Regions from separate parts of the Mus musculus genome. Here region 2 is linked to region 1. Evidence: chromatin loops called from intact Hi-C (ENCODE). Cell type or tissue: left cerebral cortex. All regions are shown on one strand.

What was found. Peaks named below come from ENCODE experiments on the same cell type or tissue, not always from the same donor. Only the 100,000 strongest peaks of a DNase experiment are listed, where the experiment ranks them.
Region 2: it touches region 1 in a loop (2.9-fold over the local background); 3 of 42 quality-filtered maps call a loop at or near these places.

Annotation. Positions count from the first base shown.
Region 1 is chr9:13,885,817-13,893,816 of GRCm38, forward strand. No RefSeq gene overlaps it. Among named protein-coding and RNA genes, the nearest start is that of Fam76b, 62 kb to the left of the region's middle. In left cerebral cortex, CTCF peaks have their summits at 4,021 (motif pointing right) and 6,313 (motif pointing left); DNase peaks (open chromatin) are centred at 4,035, 4,515 and 5,451.
Region 2 is chr9:14,055,360-14,063,359 of GRCm38, forward strand. No RefSeq gene overlaps it. Among named protein-coding and RNA genes, the nearest start is that of 1700019J19Rik, 31 kb to the right of the region's middle. In left cerebral cortex, CTCF peaks have their summits at 3,481 and 4,209; DNase peaks (open chromatin) are centred at 2,680, 3,297, 3,661 and 4,081; H3K27ac peaks cover 2,282 bases.

The DNA of each region.
Region 1 (8,000 bases):
CCTCTCTCTCTCTCTCTATCTCTCTCTCTCTCTCTCTCTCATTAGGGAAGTTTTCTTCTATAATGTTGTTGAAGATATTTACTAGCCCTTTAAGTTGGCTATACTCTCTTCAATACATAGTATCCTTAGATTTGGTCTTCTTATTGTGTCCTGGATTTCCAGGATATTTTGAGTTAGGAGCATTTTGCCTTTTTTTTGATGGTTGTGTCAATGTTTTTTATGATATCTTCTACATCTGAGATTCTCTCTTCTATCTCATGTATTCTGTTGGTGATGCTTGTATCTATGACCCCTGATTTCTTCCCTAGGTTTTCTATCTCCAGAGTTGTCTCCCTTTGTAATTCCTTTATTGTTTCTATTTCCATTTTTAGATCCTGGATGGTTTTGTTCAATTTCTTCACTTGTTTGGTTGTATTTTCCTGCAATTCTTTAAGGGATTTTTGTATTTCCTCTTTAAGGGCTTCAAGCTGTTTACCTGTGTTCTCTTGTATTTTTTTAAGGGAGTTATTTATGTCCTTATTAAAGTCTTCTATCATCATCATGAGATGTGATTTTAAATCCGAATCTTGCTTTTCTGGTGTGTTGAGGTATCCAGGGCTTGCTCTGGTGAGAGAACTGGGTTCTGATGATGCCAAGTAGCCTTGGTTTCTGTTGGTAATGTTCTTGTGCTTCCCTCTCGCCATCTGGTTATCTCTGGTGTTAGTTGGTCTTGCTGTCTCTGACTGGAGCTTTTCCGTGCTATGGGCCTGTAAGTCTGTGATTTTAGGTATGTCAGCACTCCTGCAGAGATCAGCTCTCTCTTGAGAGGGGTTTGTATGTGGAGGGTTGTGGAGCAACCTTAGCTCCTGGATGCAGATGGTGACCAGGAGGATCCTGTCCTCAGCTGCTCTGCTGTTCCTGTGCCCTGGCACTCCTGGCAGGCCCTGCTTTAGACAGTTATTGGAGAGAAAGTGGTGATCTCAACTCTGAGCTTAAGAGTGAGCCCCCTCTCTCCTGGTGGAGACTTGCCTGCAGAGGGCTGTGTGGCAGCCTTAGCTCCAGGGTGCCAGTCTGAGTGTTTTATAAAATGTACGTTCTGGGATGGGCTTAGGGCCTTGTGCTTGCAAAACAAGCATTTTCCTGACTGAACCATTTTCCCAGCCCAGTGACCTGGACCTGTAACTGCCTGGCCATTCTCTCAATTTCTGCTCCATCCTTATCCCTGACATCTTGTGGGCAGGACAAATTGCGAGTCAAAGGTTTTGTGGATAGGTTGGTGTATTCATCTCTCCATTGGAATTCTTGCCTTGTTACAGGAGGTGACTACTTCAGGTTTCATGTCCTCTACTGCTAGGAGTTTTAGGTCACTCTCATAGATTCCTGGGAGTTTCCCTTGTCCTGATTGTATCAGAGATGCACCCTCCCCCACCAATTTCATTTCTCTCTCTCAGTTCTATCTGCCTCCATCTTCCCTACACTTGATTCCCCCTGTTCCCCTCTGCACTCCCTCTCTCACCTAGTTTCAAATGTCCAGTATCCTTAGTCATCAGGGAAATGAAAAAAAAAAGACTCTTAGATTTTATCTTACACTAGTCAGAATGGTTAAGATAAAAAACTCAAGGGATAGCACATGCTGGTGAGGATGTGGAGCAAGAAGAAGACTTCATTACTGATGGGAGTGCAAACTTTACAACCACTTTGGAAATCAATTTGGCAATTTCTCAGAAAATTGGGAATAGTTCTACCTCAAGATTCAGCTATACTACTCTTGGGCATATACCCCAAAGATGCTCTAACACCACAATACGGACACTTGCTCAACTATAGTCATAGAAGGTTTATTTATGAATAGCCAGAAACTGGAAACAACCTAGATGTCCCTCAACTGAAGAATGGGTTAAAAAATGCAATACATTTACACAATGGAATACTACTCAGGTATTAAAAATAAGCATATCATGAAATTTGCAGTCAAATGGATGAAACGAGAAAATCTAATCCTGAGTGGGATAAGCCACACCCAGAAACACATGTGCATGGTATGTGCTCCCACAGAAGTGAACATTAGCCATAAAGTACAAGATAGCCATACTACAATCCACAAACCCAAGGAAGCCAAGTAACAAGAAAGACCCAAGGATGCTTGACACTCACTGAGAAGGGGAAGCAGAATAGACACTGGGGATGGATGCACAGACAGATTTTAATGAAAGAACAGTATTTTAATGAAAGATCTAGCCCATATAAATACAAAGGCATGTCAAATCCCAAAAGGAGCAGCACAGTGGGTCCCAGGAGGACAGATGAGCTAGCCAGGGGCCTGTGCAGAGCTGAGAGGCAGACTCTCCAGCTGCAGCTGGAAGCTTCTGTGGACCTGGAAAGACCTAATACTTCTTTCAAGCCCAACAGGAAGAAGAAGGTACAGCTGACCGCTCTCGGGCAGAGAGAAGTGTCTCTTACTACAGGGAAAGTTAAGAAAATGATCTAATTCAGGACTGAAATCTGTAACATAAAACCCAACCCAGGGCCCACATTCTTAATCTCACTCCACCAGTCCCACAATGCTCTTCATGCTCTACTCCTGGATGTGCATGGGCTGAGTCCCATGGTACTCACACAGATGGCACCGTGCCGTGCTGTGCTGTGCTGAGTTCATGTAGTCCAGAGGCACTGATGGACACGAGGATTTCCCAATTCCGTGTTCAGGTGATGGCTTAAAGTTGGCACAATGGGAGAACTTACACCACAGAAAACAAACACTACACGCCAGGACTTTCCCCCTGCAAGAACTGGTTATTTAGAACTCCTCAGGATTCTGCTGTCTTGGTATGCTTTGTGTACGAAAAGATATGATGACTATCTGCTTCCAGATGGTCTCATGGGCTTTGTGGAGTGGTCTCCAAATGGTCTCTCATAAGGCTTTCATAGTGTTCACAGTAGGTACAGGAGGACATTTCCTGTGTGGAATTCAAGGAGATAAACCTATTAAAAGCAAATCCCTTCGTGCTGCCTTGGTGGTTCTTCCAGCTTCTACAAGTGGGCACATTTGCCATGAAGGGTGCGACTTGGCAGAGCCCCAGAGCTCTGGTACAGGGAAAGATGTACAGCTCTGGGGGTCGCAGCTTCACATCCTGCTCATTACTTCCTATTTGCCCTTGTTAATGCATCAGCTTCCCCCAACGCCATCTTTATTAGGAATATTGATGATCTAAGCCTGTGATGGCTCCCTTCCCTAGATCTTCAATAAGTGTTACCTTCATGTCCTTCCATGGATCCCTTCTGGGGACCAGATGTCACTGTCTAGGTGTATTTGTCTGTTCGTTCGTTTTCAGGTGAGAAGGATCTTATTCTTGTCTAAGTCCTGATATGTTTGTTGACTCTGAAAGATGTGGCTCAAGTCTGGAGAGCAGGAAAGTGTGCCAGACCTTTCTGAAAGGAACCCTAGCCAGTGCAAGCAAACCCAACAGCAACACACAGAAACACAGTAGAAACAGCCACATGCAACAGCCCGCAGATGTGGGCCCTGCAGCGAACCACAGTGTCCCGGGCTAAACCTAAAAACCCCAGGAGAGGTACACTGACAATATCGGACAGACTCAAATGTGGACTCCCATCTAGGTGGCTAAAACTTGTTAATTAGGAGGGAGGGGTGACGGTAAAGTAGAGCTCAGTTTATCTCTTTCTTAGCTGCTGTGTCCAGAGTCTCTTTCCTTTTGCTCTGTCACCCAAGCTTTCTCTTTTTTTCTTCCGATTGCCCTTTATCGCTTCTCTATGCGGTCAGGGGTAATGAAACTTGCCAGCTGCATCTGCCCTTGAATTCAGTCCCCAAGCATCCTCAGGAGCAGGTGTCTGGAGCAAAGAGACATTTAAAGCCTTCTGTCTTACTCCCTTCTCACGTTTGGAGGCTGCTTTTCTTCCTCTTCTTTGATCTCACAGTCTGAGACGCACAATAATTACAAATATTAGAGTTGGCGTAGGGCGGTCAGGATGCTTGGAGCTGACAAAGGGACTCTTGTACTGAGAGTAGCGGAGGGTGAGCAGTAGGTGGCGCTCTCTAGCCAGCAATGCCCGGTGGGATTGGACAGGTCAGAGTGCACCTTTGTTCTGGAAGCTTGAAGGGAGAAGCTTTTCAGCCCATCTACAGGAATGGCTAGATCTTGATTCCCGTCCTAATTTTACTTCTCTGAGCTATTTAGCATCTTCATGACGTGTTGAGGTCTGCAGAGCTGGGGGAAGCTGGGAAATGAACTGCCTAAAGATGTTACTAAAACTCATTTTAACTGCTGGAATTAATAGATGGATTGATATTCTGCCTGGATGTCAGGTCGGTGGTAATCTTTCAGAGAAAACGTTGTGCTGGTGTGGGAGCCTCCTCATCCTTCCACAGCACTTCATGTCGTGTGATCACTAAACTTTATGGTGATATATAAACAAATAGTCAACAACAACAGATCTTCTTAGGAAGTGTGAAAAAAAAGTCTATTTCTATTTGAGGAACCTTTGGAATGCTCAACGTAAGTGGGGCAGGTTTGCTTAGTGTCACTATGGCAACACGCTCCACACCTGCTTCCTGGCCCAGTAGAGGGCCAGCGCTTGGCTCAGGGCTTAGCTCTGGTTGGGAAATTGATCAATGTGGACTTGAAGGCTTCACCCCATTCCTATGCTATGCTCTAGAAAGGAGGATATTTCTCTATTCACAACCCTGACCCCCCCTCGCCTTGCCTACTATGGAGACCCTGGCAAAAATGTGGCCCTGTGATAACATGTCATTTACAGCCAGCAGATTCCCCCTTGTCTTAGGTATGGTTGCTGTGGAGAGACACCATGACCAAGGCAGTGTATATAAGAAAGCATTGACGTGAAAGCTTGCTCATGGTTTCAGAGGTCCCTATGATCATCACGGTGGGAAGCATGGTGGCAGGCAGGCAGGCAGGCAGGCAGGCAGGCAGGCAGGCAGGCATAGCACTGGTGCAGTAGCTGAGAGCTTACATTTGGCTCATAAGCACTTGGCAGAAAGAGAGGGGTTTGAAACTTCAAAGCCTCCCTACAACAAGGCCATGCCTCCCAGTCCTTCCTAAACAGTCCAACAGCTAGGAACTAAGCATTCAAATAGAAGACCTTACATTCTCATTCAAACCACCACACCTTATTTCTCTCCTCATACCGTGTGAATTATGCTGCTCTTCTCAGGAGGGACAGCATTCTGCTCCACTCTATTTGATTAAAGTGTCCCTCCACCTCCTCACCAACACAACCCTGCTTCATGAGTGCTGACTATCCCAGTTCATCTGGTACTGCTATGATCAAACAAACAAACAAACAAACAAATAAAACCCTGAAGTTCCTAATTACATTTTAGGATGTCCAATCACTCCACCCAGTTTTGGATTTATGAGATACACATGGCTTATCATAATTCCTTTCTAGCTTGTCTGAAGCAGTGGCCTCGTGGGGGTGGAGTAGAGGCCTAGAGCCAAAAGCACCAGTCATGGGGGCTAGCAAAGGAGAAGCTGTGAGACTGAGTCACACGTGCCTTCTCTGAAGTTGTATATCCCAATGCAACCTCTTAGGACCCTTCTGCAGGCTTGTGACCACTGGTATGTCCAGACAGGAAAACCCTGTGTCCTAACACTCTTGAATGCCTGTTGCTAGCATTCACCTGCTCAGACCAGCAGAATGTAAGCTACTGGAGTACAACAGTGCTGCTGTCTCAGTGAAGGCAGCATACACAGCTTCTAACCGAGCATTTGAAGGTCTTCCCACTGTGAGTCTGCTGTCAACTTGGGGCTGCTTCTCTATCTTTTTTTGTGTTCATGGAGAATATTTTTCACATAATTATGTAAATCTAGAGATAAGGTCCTGTCTTACCCTGGGGATGGGGTGAGGGTGTCACAGCCAGCATGTAACATAATCTCTCATATGAATAGCTGTTACTATGTTCCTAAAGGGCTACCAACACAAAGGAAGCAGGCAGTTTTGCTCAAAGCAATAAGCAAGAAAGGCAGAATAAGTCCCAGAAAATTGGTTTAGTCCCTGGTAACTGTGCTGGTTATACTTCTCCTTGAAAATTACTAACAGGAATCTACTTTAAGGGGTAGATTGCTTTGCTTTGTGTTCAAAGGGACACCGTCCATCATAGCCAGGATGGTGTGGTGAAAGGGATTATGAGCTGGGTGCTCGCATTGCACCTGCAGTCAGGAAGCAGAAGCAGAGCAGTAAGCGGAGCCTGGCTAGGAAGCCTCAGGAGCAAGCCCAGTGAAGCACTCCTCCAGCTGGCTCCACCTCCTAACGGTTCCACAACCTTCCAAGACAGCGCCACCTGCTGGGGACCAAGGATTCAAACACACATGCCTGGGAGGCACATTGCGCTTTCCTTCCATCATTGATCTTTCACTGCTGTGCTAGCTGGCTTCTGGATACACTGGTGGATGGGTCAGTGAGTTTTCTTCTTCTGTTCCCCACCCAGTAACCAAGCTGCATCAGCTTCCTCAAGTTCTCCCTTTCCCCTCTCCCTCTGAAGACTAGGCTTAAAATAGAAGTTGTCAGAACTGTGTAGGCTCAGGGCTTAGAGCTCAAAATGAACCTGGATCACATGGCCTTGGAAGGGCTAACCACAGAAGTAGGGTGAGAGTTTGCTGAGCTCTAAGATGCACTTGTCATCAAAGCACTATTATTTGGAAAAGCCACAGCTTAAAGTTCTGTGATACTCTTTCTGTCTCTGTCTCTTTGTCTCTATCTCTCTCTGTCTCTCTCAGTCTTTGTGTCTCTGTCTCTCTCTGTCTTTCTCTCTCTCTCTGTGTGTGTGTGTGTGCTGTGTGTGGTATGTATATGTGTGGTATATGTATATATGTGATGTGTATCTGTGTGTTGAAAGGGCTCCTTCACCATCTCTTAAAGACTCACCAAGACTCCCAGCTTTTTTGTCATCCAATACATACTTATTATTATGTATTGAATTAACTTGAAGTGACAGATAGCTATTTTATTAGACTATCACTGTGAATCAATCATATTAAAATGCTGCTGGCTTGATCGATTTGATTCCTTCAAACTTTGGGTCCTCTTCAGGCCAGAGGTTTTAGGAATTAGGAGAGTACACTGTCTTGAGTCTGAGATTGCTTTCTGTTAGGAGACAAGCCGGAATGGGAAGAAGTAACTTCTACAAAGCGCCCAGTGGCTGCTGTCTGACTGGGGAGGGGAACAGTGGGGTTCATTGTGTGGTGAAGGTTTTGTTCACTGGTGTGAAGGAAGGGGTATGTCTCTGGAGGATTCTGCAGCATTTGGTGAGCACTGAGAAGGTGCTCCGAGCACTTTCTGATGGAGCTATTGAAAAGTCAGCGTTACAAGGCTGCACCCCTTTCTCTAGTAATGAAAATAAACGCAGCCCTGGCACACAGGCTGTAATCTGGAAATGGGTTTCAGAAATCCACTCTACTGAGTAAATGGGCTATTACAGCCCATCATTATGGAGGCCAGGAATGTACATAGACTAGAGAGAGGCGGGAGTGGAGCAAGAGGAGAGGGGAGTTAACCATTTCAAGATGTGATAGACTAGAAAGTTTAGCCTCTAAGTTTTCATCTGCCTAATGTTCTTATTGACAGCTAAAAAAAATCTCAAAAACTGTGAGGGATTGAGCTTCCCCCCCCCCCCACATATAAGTGAATATATTAGCTGGGTAGTTTCTTAGATGCTTTTCACAGAACATACAAAACTCTTTGGGGTAAAACAAAGGATGTTATTACTCAGAGTACTCGAAATAGGTGGAATATCAGAATAATAATATGAGGAAAGAGAGAGGGGGAGAGAGAGGGAGGGAGGGGAGGAGAAGAAGGAGAGAGAGGGGGAGGGAGGGAGGGAGGGAGGGAGAGAGAGAGAGGAGGGAGAGGGAGGGGGAGGGGGAGAGGGAGAGAGGGAGAGGGAGAGGAAAGGGGGAAGAGTGGGGAGAGGGAGGAGAGGATGGAGAGGGGAGAGAGAGAGAGAGAGGAGAGAGAGAGAGAAAGAGAGAGAGAGAGTTTACTAA
Region 2 (8,000 bases), 170 kb after region 1:
AGTAAAGACCCCATGAGTGGCTAGGGCTGCTTCCTGGTACCTTCCTTCCTCTAGGCTCTCAGGTCAGAGTTGCAATGGAGGTTAAGCAAGGAAGACAGTGGGAGAGGGGCAGGAAAAGGTGGCAATTCTTGCTTTGAGATACTACAAAATTATTTACTTGTATTTTACTGTAACTTTACTGTTTGCTTAAAATAGCTGGCACAAGACACACTTAAAATTCATCAAATTATACCATGTTCTAATAGAATATATAACAATTGAAATCAAATAGAGAAAGAAATCACATCTTAGCAGCATAACATTGTAAACACAGTAAGAAAAGTTTGAAATATGTTCTGTCTGTTAAAGAAACAGAAAAGAAATCAGGAACTGGCACAAAAGGAAAACCCATATATATTACCACTTTCTAATGCTCCTTTCTCATAGCGCCACTGACAAGGAAGCCCTGGCCACCTGCCCTCAGCTGACTGGGGTCCACACATACCCTTTTGGAAAATGTGATAAAATGACTTTGCTGCCCCATAATTACATGGAACAGGATGGGATGGGTGGCTTTCTGGTTGATCTTAACGAGGAACACCTAATAAAAGGACATTTTAAAAACTCCTAAATTCATGGAATTACTATCTTCTCCTTCTCTTTCCTTATTTTTGGAGTGTCAAGAGATTAAGTTGCTGTCCCTCTCTGGCCACTAATGTAATTCTTTCATCTGCTAGCCACCTCTGTGGTCTCACACACACACACACACACACACACACACACGGCTCTATAGATAAGGACCTATCACAGAAGTCATATCTTCAAGAAGCTTACTGGCCAGAGAGGGGAGGCAGGCAATTCTTGTGAATGTTAATTGAGGGCATCCTGACCACCTGAAGCTGCACAAGGCAGAGTTTTCAGTGTCTCTGCCTAATTCCATTAGAATTTACATGGGAGGGGAAGAGCAGAGCAGGTAGGAGGGAGAGGCGCAAGGAGGCTTGCAGACCAATATAAGACACACTACACTGAAGGATTGCCCTTCTCAGTCTTCCTCAAGCAGGGTCTTCTCAGAGACTTTCATGTGGGAGGAAACAGAGAGCCTTCTGTCATATGGAGACCCCTCCCTTCCTGAAGCCCACCATTGCATCTCTGTGTCGACTTCTCCCATTTTGCTTTTGTGAAGAACACACACACTGTTCTGTGGCTCAAGAAGCATAAGCAATAATGCCGAAGGCTGAGAAAAATCAGATGTGAGCAGTTGTGATCTACACAGTGCAAGCTGTCCAGCCTCTCTTCCTCAGGGTGAGGGTAGGATCTGACATCTATCTACACTACACAGATGCTACTGTTAGGGCCCCAAGAAGAAACCCCACAGCTATTTAGGACAGACAGCAACCAGCAAGAACAAGGAAGGGCCAAGCAAGCTCTGGAAAAGGCTGGAAGTCTTCACTGAAATTCTCTTCCCATTATAGCTGTATGCCATGGTTTGCGGAGCCCAGAACTCCCTCCTGGACACTATACACATTTGTGTGTTTCTCGAATTTACTGTTCAAGTTATGAAAGCATCTGTTAAGAAGTCTGGAGAGATGACTCAGTCAGTAAGGGGTTTGCAGCCAAGCATAGTGACCTGAGTTTGACCTTCTAAAAACTGACTTTGCAGAAGCAAAACCAGAATCCCCCAAAAGTTGTCCTCCGAACTCCACACCCGTGCTACAGCAAGCACGCGCCTACCTCCTCTACAAATAAACAAATGTAAACACACACACACACATATATGTATGTATTGATGTTACTGGGACAAGGTGACTCAACTCATCGATATCAGGCGGACTCTCTAAGGGGAAGACTGCAGAGGGGCAGCATTTCATGGAAGAGGATATTTTCGAAAGCTGTGGTGTGTGAGATGAGGCAGGTGAGGAATAGTTGCAGGAAGTTCTGTCTTCCCTCTTCCAGAAGGGTTTGCATCAGATCAAAAGTCTATGAACAGAAAAGAAAAACAAATCTTTCCCTTTTTGGCATCCTGTAAGGCCAACATTAAAGAACTTTCTAAATTGATGAATTAGGTTTCTAGAATACACGGCTGGGTGTTATCCTAGGCAATAGTTCAATGGCGAGCAAAGCTTACATTTGGTGTGCTGTGGGCAGTGCCCAGCAGGGAGCCTGAGATGACAGAGGCTAATATCAGTTAATCCTGATTGTCAACAGGACACACATCTCTAGGTGTCTATAAGCGTGTTTCCAAAGAGGTTTAACTGAGGTGAGAAATGGGGTTCTGAACTGAGTAGAAGAAGAAGCCACACCACAGTGCCAGGTCTCATGTCCCTGCCGTCATGCCTTCTCTTTCATGCTGGACTAAGGTCATGGGCTAAAGTAAACCTTTCCTTCCTTGCGATGCGCATTCCAGGTCCTTTGTCGCAGCATTCAGGAGAGCAGCTGATGTAGAAGGACACAGGCAGCTGTGCCGCTCCTCCTTTTCCCGTTGAAAGTCATCTGCCTTCACACCTTTCATGGCCTCTCTCCTGCTTCTAACCTGAGAAACCATTTTCTGTTGCCGCAGATATTGTGAGGTCCAACACAGAGAGAAGTTCGGGATTGTTAGGCTTCGATTCTAGCTCTCACACCGCCCTCTGTCAAGCTCATGCAGGCTGAGAACAGAATTCACTTCCTCAGGGCTGGGCCCTAGGAGCCAGTTTTCCAGCCTGTGTCTGTCTGGCTGCAGCTGGGAACCAAACTTAGGTCCTACCTAGCATTTCCTATCATTTCAAACTCACTTGTAGGGTTTTGCTACAGAGACTGCTATAACAAGGCTACTTACTTCATCAAAACTCAAGTAGGATCTTTTGTCCAATCTGCTAAGAGAGAGTCTTAAAAATCATGCAGCCATCCCAGGACAGGCCTTCTGTGACCATCCCCACAGTTAGTTATCTGCAAGCCAGTCACAGGTAGGATAGGATTCTACCCACTCTCAAGGGGAGTGGACTATGTAGGGTATGGACACATGGGACCACCTGAGGTCTGGCCTCCATCTGCACCTTCAGCATTATGTCTGGGTGGCTGCCTCCTGCATCCTCCCTCTGAAGTTAACTCTTTAACTCCACCCCAGAAAAACAGTCCAGGTCTAAAGGGACATTGTTAGCACCAAGTCTAAATTCAATAAAAGCATCATTTTAGAATACAAAGACCTGCAGATCCCCTGGGGCTCCCATCACTGTGGAGCCTGCACCTCATTCTGAATGCAGGCTTGCTGTTTTTCTTCCTGTTCCTTCTATCCCACGGCATCTATATTTATAGCAACTCCTCTTTGGGGCAAACAATTTCACCATGATTTCTGGCTTCTTGTTTTTCTTCCTTGAGTGAGTGTATGACCAAACTGCACCCTCCCCAGGGGCTGTTCCTACCTGTGGTCCTTGAATTATTGTGTGACTGGCCAGCTCCTCCTACTTTGGCTCTGTGCACTCAGAATTTTTCCACAAAAACAATTTCTCTTGTGAGACCTTGGTGTTTTTTTTTTTTTTTTTTTTGCCTTCCTGTGGTTTGCCTGCCTCTAGGGAAATTATCAGCTGTGAGTTGAATCTTGCAGTCTGCACTGTGCCCTAACTCTGAGGGATGCTTTTCTTATAGTCAACTGGAAAGGTACCAGGCTTAGAAAAATACCATCAAAGACAACTTAAGCCCCACGGAGCTGCCAGTGCAGTTTAATGAATGCTGTGTCCCTGGGGCTGGGGAGTCTTTACAGCTCCCACACACACCAAGCAGGGATTTAATCCCCTGCTTCACCTCGCTTTATACATGGTCTAGAGTGTTTGCCAAGAGCGTTTAAAGCCCCAGTCAGAGTTTCTAGTCGTCAACACCAAGTGAGAACTCTACCCCATTACTTGATGGCAAGGTCCACTCAGATTAGCCCTTTGTGCTACAAAGGGACCAATTAGAAAACTATTTTTCTTTTTCTAAAGAAATTAGTCAAGGCTCAAAATAACCAGGAGGTTTATTTTTCTCAGCGTGTAGCAGCAGGAAGAATCAAAGGCTCCTTGGGTTCCTATGGCTCGCTCCCCATTTACACAAACAGGTTTGACGAAACTCAGTTTCTAAAAAAAAACATTTAGTTAAGATCAGAAAATCCCAACTGTTTCAAGTTGAAATTTCCATGTCTGAACCAAGTGTTTTTTATATCCTGTTGGCTCAGCCTAACCACGGCCTGTTTGGAAGCTTCGCAGGGAGGAGGCTTGTTGACTGTACAGGCCACTAGGGGACCTTTATGGGAAATGACTTTATGGCTCTGTAGGACACTCATCAGTAATCGTGAGTGCAGAGTAACCCATATACACAGGAGAACACCTGGCCTCCTGTTAGGACGAAACACACAGGGAAGGATGGATTTCCTCTCTGTGAGCAAAAATCACACAGCCTACAAATATGGCTTTACTAGACACATGCACACAGTAACACATATTCCATGCTTGTGATAATTTTATAAATATGTAGGTAACATATTTTACGATAGGAGTATACATAATTTTACAACCAGTGTTTATCGTGTAATCTTTATGCACACATGTATTTCACCTTGAAAGTAATACTTGTGCAAGGATAATAGAAATCCTGGTGGCCTGTGGTTCTGTCTCCTCTCCACCAGGTCAGCTATTCTCAGATGATGGTTGTGATTTCTGCTTTCAGAACCTGTGGTTCTGCTTCCTCAGACACTGGCTGTCTTACTGGTTTTTTGTTTGTTTGTTTGTTTGTTTGTTTGTTAGTTTTGCTTTTGGTTTTTCTTCCTCTCCCCCACTCCCCGTTTTCTTCCCCATCCCTTTCTCATCCTCACTTCAGCCCTGATCTCAGCCCATACTTTTTAGTTTGTTTGTTCGTTCGTTTGTTTTTAAGTTTGTTTCTCATTATGGATGGTTGTGAGCCACCATGTGGTTGCTGGGATTTGAACTCAGGACCTCTGGAAGAATAGTCCGTGCTCTTAACCACCGAGCCATCTCACCAGCCCTGTTTTCTTTTCTGCTATTAGCTTTGTACTATAATCTAGGAGGACATTTCTATTGTTTTGCCCAACCCAAGAAAAGTCCTAAGGCATTTTCTTAATTTCTTCTGTTCTCAGGTTGTACCCTAATGTGTTGAGGCATGTCTATCTTTGGCTAATTCACTAGGCACTCTGTGGGATCTTGGTCTTTAAGGATAGCCTCCAGGCACCTCTAGGAATTCTCCTGTGCTTTGCCTTTCAAATAAGTTTCTGCCCTTTGGTATCCTTGTCCTCTCTAGATTTCTCTTTAATAAAGTCCCAGCTGTCCTGGGATTAGATTACTCTTTCTCCACCACACCTCTGTCTGACTCTGACCCTCTCCTCTCTCCTCTCCTCTCCTCTCCTCTCCTCTCCTCTCCTCTCCTCTCCTCTCCTCTCCTCTCCTCTCCTCTCTCCTCTCCTCTCCTCTCCTCTCCTCTCCTCTCCTCTCCTCTCCTCTCCTCTCCTCTCCTCTCCTCTCCTCTCCTCTCCTCTCCTCCCCTCCCCTCCCCTCCCCTCCCCTCCCCTCCCCTCCCCTCCCCTCCCCTCCCCTCCCCTCCCTTCTCCCTCCCCTCCCCTCCCCTCCCTTCTCCCTCCCCTCCCCTCCCCTCCCCCTTCCTCCCTCTCTCTCCCTCCTTCCCTCTCTCTTCCCCTGCTCCCTGCCTCCCCCTTCTCTTCTCCTGACTTAACTTGGTTTTGTAAGCTGAGAAGTTCCCTAAGTTCAGCTCATGTTATGTCTTCCACGCACACATGTGTAACATTAAAACTCCAGCCTCTTATTTTCAGGTTTCAGAGTATCCTTTTTGCTTGTCAATGTGCTTTTCAAATGTTTGTTTCCTTTTTCTGCTGAATCCTTGCTTACATAGTCTTGAGTATTTCTGAACATACTGAATTAGTTCTCTCTGGTAAGTTCTCTTCTGTTCCCTGATCACCTTTTGTCTTCCATAGTATGTGTTTGTCTTTCTTGTTGTAGGCTTTCCTCAGATATCTGTGATTTTTTATTTTGATCTCTTCAAATGTCAGTATGAGCAATAAGACTCAGTGATCCTCTGTGGTTCTGTAAGATAAGTCAATGGTAGGCTTTCTCCGAGGGGAAGAAATAATACAAGTGAAAGTTTACTGCTTGGGTATATCCTTGAATAAGTTGTATAAAGGAGTATTATGAATATCTTCATCCTCTAGAAATGAGTCAAAATAGGCTCTGTGATGAGAATTTAAGGGAAATTCCCAGGTCACCACAGCTGATCCCAGCTCTCTGGCCACCTGCTGAGTCTGAGTGTGAGCTGAAAATAACTCTGCCATCATTTAATGGTGTATTCAGCCTCGCTGGCCGGCTGCGAGCTGCTGAAGAGCTTGCAAGCATCTACCATAGCTTCCTATGGAACACTCTGCCAGGGACTTAAGGGTCATGTTGCTGACGTTTGTTGTAAATTTTGGATCTGGTTAGCATTGGTTAGTATAATTTGCTTATTATTTCTTGCCTTTACTACTTGAACTCAAGTCAGGTAATGGGAGGACAACCCCCACCCCTGAAAATTTTGCTCAGCTAATGCGTTTTGCAATCACTGGGTTTGGAAACTTCTTTTAATAGCCTTCACTAATTGCTTCATTTGGAAGACGTCAGTATCTACCATGCCCTTGTGATGAAAGAGAAAGCACCGATCCGATCCGCAGTGCCAGGGGTAGGAATCTCAGCCTGGACGGCAAGGACTAGGGTCAGCTCATAAAGCAAGCATGGACCGACCGCATACTGTAAATAAGCACAGAACAGTTCTCAGAGCCAGAGTTCAGTGGACTCCTGCTCGGGGCATGGTTTGCTAGTTAGGTCTTGCAGAAATATGAGGCTCTGGCTGGGTAACTGATTCATTTATTCCAAAAGCTGTCTTTGCCTGAGTCTCTGCAGAGCAGAGTCAGGCTGAATAACACTTAAGAGTGCATGCCTGTGATCAACCCTGACCTTAACATTTTTGCTTTTGTTTCTATAGGATAATTATCCGTCCCCTCTATAAACCTTCATTTTCTTATCGGTGAAGAAGGAAGATAGTGCTATTTACCACACTGACTAAAGTGTGGTACTAAAGGAATAAATTTTACTTTCTTTCTCCTTTTCTTCTTCCTTTCTTAATTTCTTTCTTTCTCTCTTTCTTCCTTCCTTCCTTCCTTCCTTCCTTCCTTCTTTCTCTCTTCTCTTCTTTCTTTCTCTCTCTCTTTTTCTTCCTTTCTTTCCTTTCTTCTTCCTTCTCTCTCTTTTTTCTTTCTCTCTTTCTTTCTTCCTTTCTTTCTTTCTTCCTTTCTTTCTTTCTTTCTTTCTTTCTTTCTTTCTTTCTTTCTTTCTTTTTTTGAAGACAAGGCCTCACTGGCCTTGAACTCACTTTGCAGCTCTGACTGGCTACAGTCTCATACTCTGCCTGTATATCTCAGTATGCACCACCATGCCCAGAATCAGGACTGAGTTTTAAATGCACTGGTGGCACCCTCAACACATAATAGTCTTAGTGCATGTCTCTTGCCATCCCTCTAGAAGCCATGCCTGTCCAGTTTTTCCTATAAGGAACTAAGAAGACCCCACCGGCCTGGCCCAGGAAGTCTGGATCCTAGCTTTGAAAACCTTGCATTTACCAATGAGTATGTGACTCATGAAGGAAGGGACCTTGGAAAAGAAGGACAAATTTGGTTCAACTGAGAGAAGAGGGCAGTGGATTAAAGCTGTTCCTTTCCTGTGGAGCTCCACAGCAGTGTTCCTCTTAGCATCTCTCTGCCATTCTTCAGGTCCCAGTTCTGGCGCCAAAATGTTGCGGCCGCCAGCAGCTCGCAACATGAACGGTTCGACTGAGAAGGCTACTCGAGCTGTAAGAGAGGAATCTAGACTGGGCGAAAGAAGAAACGGAGCTAAGACAAATTCATTCTGATCAAAGCTCAAATTTTATTGTTGGGACACTAGTTATGAAGGAAGGGGGAGGGGACCAGATTCCCGCCGAATAATCTCGGGTCCAGTAGAAAGGTGCACGTGTGTGGCTCC